2 separate regions of the Mus musculus genome follow, and region 2 is linked to region 1. A link is a loop called in an ENCODE intact Hi-C map of the cell type or tissue named here. Cell type or tissue: left cerebral cortex. All regions are shown on one strand. Each heading gives the region's core, and the rest is flanking DNA. Links, peaks and the distances in the headings are about the cores only. Region 1 holds the start of Nit2 (nitrilase family, member 2). Region 2 overlaps Cmss1 (cms small ribosomal subunit 1).

Region 1 (2,912 bases), core at 154-2,653:
TATGGTTCTCTCTCTCTCCCTCTCTCTGTCTCTCTGTTTGGCTCTCTCTGTCTCTCCCAAAGTTTGTGAAAAGCTCAGCCCCACTGAAGACAGCTGACTAAAATTTCTTTTGGGGATCTGATCTGCAGGCTTTCTTTCCTCTTGTCAAGCTCTCTAATCCCCTTGGCTCCGTGCTCTGCAAATGTGACAAGGTATAGACTTTAACTTGCAAGCACTGCAAAGCTTAGAAAGCAATGTCACTAGCTGGGTGTGTTGCTACAGGACTCAATCCCTGCACTCAGGAGTGGGAGCAGGAGGATTAGACGTCAAGGTGAGCCTTAGCTACATAGCAAGTTAAAGTGCAGCCTAGGCTACAAGAGACCCTGTCTGAAAACCGGAAAAGCTCAAAACAAAAATAAATATTTACATAAATGATAATGAATAAAAATTAAATAATAAATACAAAGGTCAAATCGTAGAATACTGCTTAGCACCAACTCTATCTCTTTCCCCAGCCCAGTTAGGAGCAAGGTTCTGAAGTCCTGCTAGCCTAAAACAACCAGGTGCACTTCCTCAAGCCAGTCAGCATGGAGCATCGTTACCCTGGCCACTGCCATGATCTAACCTGAAATTTATGTCCTTTGTGCCACAAGTAGGACCTTTCTACCCCAGACCATTTATGGCACACTACCATAACGTAGGCTTCTCTTTTTTGACTTTGCTTTTGAAGGCCCTATATAAAGAATTTGTAATTATCACTTCTTGGTGTATGCAACCGCAAAGGGTGAGCCATTTTTAGTACGGTGCCCAGGCAAGAATGTAGACTGGTACTGAATGTGCACAAAGTCGGAGGCTTACTCACCTACATTACAGCACAGCACAAAACAAAACAGTAAAATCCTCAAAGCTCATCGAGGCTCCGCCCCTCGACCCAGCCCTTGACCACGCCCCTTCTGCGCGCGCGGCTCGGCCCCGCCTTCTGCACGCTGCGGAGGAGATTGACTGGCAGGAGTCCCTGTGGCCTGCGGTGCACCGTGGAAGAGCCATGTCTAGTAAGTGGCTCGTGGTCTGGTTGTCCAGCTCCCAGCGGGAGCGGGGTCCTCCGTGCGGCGGTGCAGATGAGCCGGCTGGGTCCTTGCGTCCCCCGGTCAGCCATGCCGGTGGCTCTTGTCACCGGTGTCCGCGGCGCGGCGAAGCCCAGGGGCGGCTGGCCGTGCGAGCACAGGCCTCCGCGCGGGGCGTCCTGTGCTGTCGGAGCTGGTCAGCTTGCGGGTTGGGTGGTGGTGTCCAACTCGTGGCTCTGACTTCCTCGCCTCACAAAGCGGTGGATAATCACACCTCACTCCGCAGTTCCTCGTCTGTAAAAGTTTATAGTTGCACTGTCCTGGCATATTCATGTAAATGTTGTTCCCGTAATAGGCCCGTCACTCGAGGTGTTTTCGTGCCCTCCGCCCCGACTTGTTCATCTTCAAAATCATTAATCGCTTTCCGGAGAAGGGGAAGCAACAAGTCTTGCACACGGAGGACCCCAGTGGAGGGGTTTTCCTGCGTAAGCCTGCAGAGGGCGCTTTTGCACCGGCCCCTAACCTGGGTCGGGACCTTGTCCATATTGGGTGGCTTTTGGAAGAAGCTAGAAACAAAACTATAGTTTTATTATCCTTTCCTGCCTCAGGAGCAGAGGCAGTCTAACTTCCTAGGGTTAGGGGAGATATTAGTGAGTTTCTGTGATACTCTGGTGACAGCTCAAGGTCTGTTAACCTGAAAATAATGCCAGGTTTTGGTTTCATTTGTTTTTATACAGATTCTGGCACTGTTCAATTAAGAGGTGTTAGGGGCTAAATGCCTTTTTTTTTTTTTTCTCTCTCATCATATTTAGGATAAGCCAAGGAATGAGCGATCATAGTTTTTATACTTTTAAGGAGAGCTTCGGCCTTCTTCAGAAGCCAGGTTTTGTCAGTGTTGTCGATATACCCCTTTAGATTGCCAGTAGTTGGGTCAATCAAAAACCATGTTCAAATACTGCCTGATATCCTGTTTGAGAATCCTGGCCCTGGGTGAACTTAGTGGGCAGATCTGATGACTTTTTTTTTTTTTTTTTTTTTTCTTTTTTCCCCAGCTTTCCGCCTGGCCCTCATACAGCTTCAAGTTTCTTCCATTAAATCAGATAACCTTACCCGGGCTTGTAGCCTAGTGCGGGAGGCAGCAAAGCAAGGTGCCAACATAGTTTCTCTGCCTGTAAGTATCAGGGCAGCCTGCCCATTCTTCAGGAGCTGTGGATCCACCACAGTACTGCGTGCTGGCAGTGGTCCTCTTATGTCCCACCTCCAGCAATGCCTTTTGGAACCCTAATATTGTTTCGTATTTGTCTCATCTTTCACAAAGACTAGTAGCGACCTTTATCATAAGATGTCAAACGTGGTTACAAGTTTTGAACAAGATCACCTCCCCTGTTCAGACAAGCAGTAAGAAATCCATGGGGGGCTTCCTTAAAGACTCACTCAGGGCCTGTACAATTACTTGGTACCTTACCTAAGTCAGGCTTTTTATTGTCGTGTTTTAGGTCAGACCACATTGCTTTAGTACTGTTCAGTTTTTGAAAAATTGTCTCGAGGTTTGAGTTGAAGGTTGTATCATATTTGGTGGTAAGTACAGCCTCGGAGATCCTGAATGACCAGGGATCAGTTAGCAAAGGGAACACTTTGAGGAGCCAGAGGTCAGTTCCACAGGAGCAGTCTTACTTTGTTGTTTCAAGGCAGGCTTTCTCTGTGTAGCCCTAGTTGTTCTGTCACTTGCTCTGTAGCCCAGGGTGGACTCAAACTCAGAGATCCACCTGCTTCTGCCTCCAAGTGCTGGGACTAAAGCCCTGTGCTCCCACTGTCTAACCACTCTGTTTTTGAGGTGAGGTCTCTCACTGGGACTTGGGACTCACAAGT
Region 2 (2,912 bases), core at 167-2,666, 430 kb before region 1:
TGATGTCATTACATAGTAATGACTTTAATAACTTTTCAAGTTATAGGAAAATGCTTCTACAGAATTTTTTTTAAGAAACTAAGAACTACAAATTGACTTCCTTCTCTGAAACACTGGGAATCAGAAGTATTTTGAATGTCTGAATATTGGGACTTAATCTGCATATACACAATGAGATCCACATCTAACCACAAAAGCCAAATATATATATATATATATATGCATATATATATGTGTGTGTGTGTGTGTATACATATATACACACATACATACATACATATACATATATATTATACAATAGAATGAATATAATTTTATACATTAGTTTTGGTGTAGCTGTGTATTGACCACTACATGTCATGTAAGATAAGGTGTGGAGTTGTCCACTTAGGACATTATAGTGGCACTAAGAAATTAGACTTTATAATGGCACTAAGAAATTAGACTTACAACATTCAGGTTAGGCATGCAGAACCTGTAGATCAGTGGTTTGCAACCTTCCTAATGCTGCCGCCCCTTAATACAGTGCCTCATGTTGTGATGACCCCTATTCCTGTTGCTACGTCATAAGTGCAACTTTGCTACTCTTAGGAGTCAAAATGTAAATATCTGATAAGCAGATGGTCTTAGGTGACCCCTGTGAAAGGTTGTTTTACACCTAAAGGAACCAGGACCCACAGGTTGAGAACAGCTGCTGCAGATTGTGCATCTGTGACATTAGTGGTCCGCTCAGGTTAGTGGTATTGTAAGAGCTCTTTGTTATTCTCAACACTTTCTAAAAGCATATAATTACAAGATGCTATACTAAACTGTTAAGACATGAAACAGGAAAATTAGCAGAGATAAGGTCATTTCTATGAGTGTCCCCCAAACACCTAACCATGAACGACAGAAGCTTCAGTTGAAATCTGTTTCAGCCTTTCCCGAATAGCTTTCTGTAAAGCCCCTTAACTTTGTCAAGAAGTACAGAAGTTTTCTATAATTTAGTGTCCAGAGTCCTTGGTGAGGGGTCATTTAAGTTGTTCTGTAGCCATATATATAGAATCCACATTTTTAATAAATTCTTGAGGGTAATTTGTTCTGGTGCAGGGAAGGGTAGCCTGCTGCTCTTGGAGAAAAACTGCTGTAGCTGAAGCTACTATAGATAGATCCCAATGTTTTCTTTCACTGGGAACTCGGACCTGCCAAGGTAGGAGAGGTATGAGAGGAGTGCCTTGGCCCAGTGGTCACCTGGCAGGATGTTCATCAGATCCTAAAGTGCATGGCATGCCCAGATACTGTTGGAGCCTAAGATGCTGCGTTTCATGAGCCCCGCAGGTCTCTGTCTGAAACACCCACCTAACATCACACATGGTGATGGTGGAGCTCAGCAGTAGTATTGCTGTGTATTGGTGAAGAATGACTTACAGCTTAAAAATGGTCAAACGCTGGCCTTTATGGACTGATTGCATTACGCAGTCTTTACCTCTAGATGGCAGCAGAGACTAGTTTTATTAAGACAACCCCAAATGTCATTCCTGCAACTGTGTTGGGGCAGAGAATAATTTTTTTTTCTTTCTCACAGTATGAATTTAATACTTGGACTTGTTTCTGTAAATGAAATATGGAGCTGTATAATGTGTCATCCCTTGGATCATTTTTATAGAATGTTACGTCAAATAGCTCCAAGAAATTTTCTTTCCAAATTTGGAGTGCATATTGCAAGAGAGATTCATGCATGTGGCTCTTTTAAGACCACACAGTGACTGTTCTACTCGAAGGCTCCTGGGTTTCATCAGAAAGCAGATGTCTGGGAGGGAATTAAGCAAGTTGGAAAGTTCATTCATGGAAGAAAAAACTTTTTTAAAAAAAAGTTATTGAATCTTCATCTCAGCATGAAAGGCGCTATTTGGAATGGATAACAAGTCTCAAGGGTGATGGGCTCAATGAAGAAAAGCTCTGTTTAGGAAACAATAGAAAAATATGTTTATATTTATATTCATTACATTCTCAGAGAATTAGCTTGCTTTGTCCGCTGCTTCTTAAAAAGAAACGTCACACTCTGTAGACTCCGGGCTTGCCACAGTCACTTAAATGGTTGTGAGTTTCAGTGACCAAAAAACTGCAGGTGCATGCGATGTTTTCAGTTTGGTTCAGTCGGAGTCTCCGGCCGCTTTCTTTAAGAATCCTGTTTTGGACAGCAGCAGCGGTCGCCATCTTGGTCCGGGACCCGCCGAACTTAGGAAATTAGTCTGAACAGGTGAGAGGGAGCGCCAGAGAACCTGACAGCTTCTGGAACAGGCAGAAGCACAGAGGCGCTGAGGCAGCACCCTGTGTGGGCCGGGGACAGCCGGCCACCGTCCGGACCGGAGGACAGGTGCCCGCCCGGCTGGGGAGGCGGCCTAAGCCACAGCAGCAGCGGTCGCCATCTTGGTCCGGGACCCGCCGAACTTAGGAAATTAGTCTGAACAGGTGAGAGGGAGCGCCAGAGAACCTGACAGCTTCTGGAACAGGCAGAAGCACAGAGGCGCTGAGGCAGCACCCTGTGTGGGCCGGGGACAGCCGGCCACCGTCCGGACCGGAGGACAGGTGCCCGCCCGGCTGGGGAGGCGGCCTAAGCCACAGCAGCAGCGGTCGCCATCTTGGTCCGGGACCCGCCGAACTTAGGAAATTAGTCTGAACAGGTGAGAGGGTGCGCCAGAGAACCTGACAGCCTCTGGAACAGGCAGAAGCACAGAGGGGCTGAGGCAGCACCCTGTGTGGGCCGGGGACAGCCGGCCACCTTCCGGACCGGAGGACAGGTGCCCACCCGGCTGGGGAGGCGACCTAAGCCACAGCAGCAGCGGTCGCCATCTTGGTCCGGACCCGCCGAACTTAGGAAATTAGTCTGAACAGGTGAGAGGGTGCGCAAGAGAACCTGACAGCTTCTGGAA

What was found. Hi-C counts contacts between places; a loop is a spot of excess contacts. Peaks named below come from ENCODE experiments on the same cell type or tissue, not always from the same donor. Only the 100,000 strongest peaks of a DNase experiment are listed, where the experiment ranks them.
Region 2: a loop joins it to region 1, with 3 times the contacts of the local background. A loop is called at or near these places in 3 of 42 quality-filtered maps.

Annotation. Positions count from the first base shown.
Region 1 is chr16:57,165,400-57,168,311 of GRCm38, reverse strand. It overlaps Nit2 (nitrilase family, member 2), which reads left to right and starts at 980. Exons shown (of 10, transcript NM_023175.1): 1 at 980-1,031; 2 at 2,096-2,214. The coding sequence starts at 1,025. It overlaps Gm16892 (a long non-coding RNA gene), which reads right to left and starts at 943. Exons shown (of 2, transcript XR_003951893.1): 1 at 842-943. In left cerebral cortex, for the core only: a CTCF peak has its summit at 1,541 (motif pointing right); DNase peaks (open chromatin) are centred at 950 and 1,491; H3K4me3 peaks cover 1,346 bases; H3K27ac peaks cover 1,203 bases.
Region 2 is chr16:57,592,430-57,595,341 of GRCm38, reverse strand. The region is part of intron 1 of Cmss1 (cms small ribosomal subunit 1); the gene reads left to right. Among named protein-coding and RNA genes, the nearest start is that of Cmss1, 13 kb to the left of the region's middle. In left cerebral cortex, for the core only: a CTCF peak has its summit at 1,461 (motif pointing right); DNase peaks (open chromatin) are centred at 1,477 and 1,701.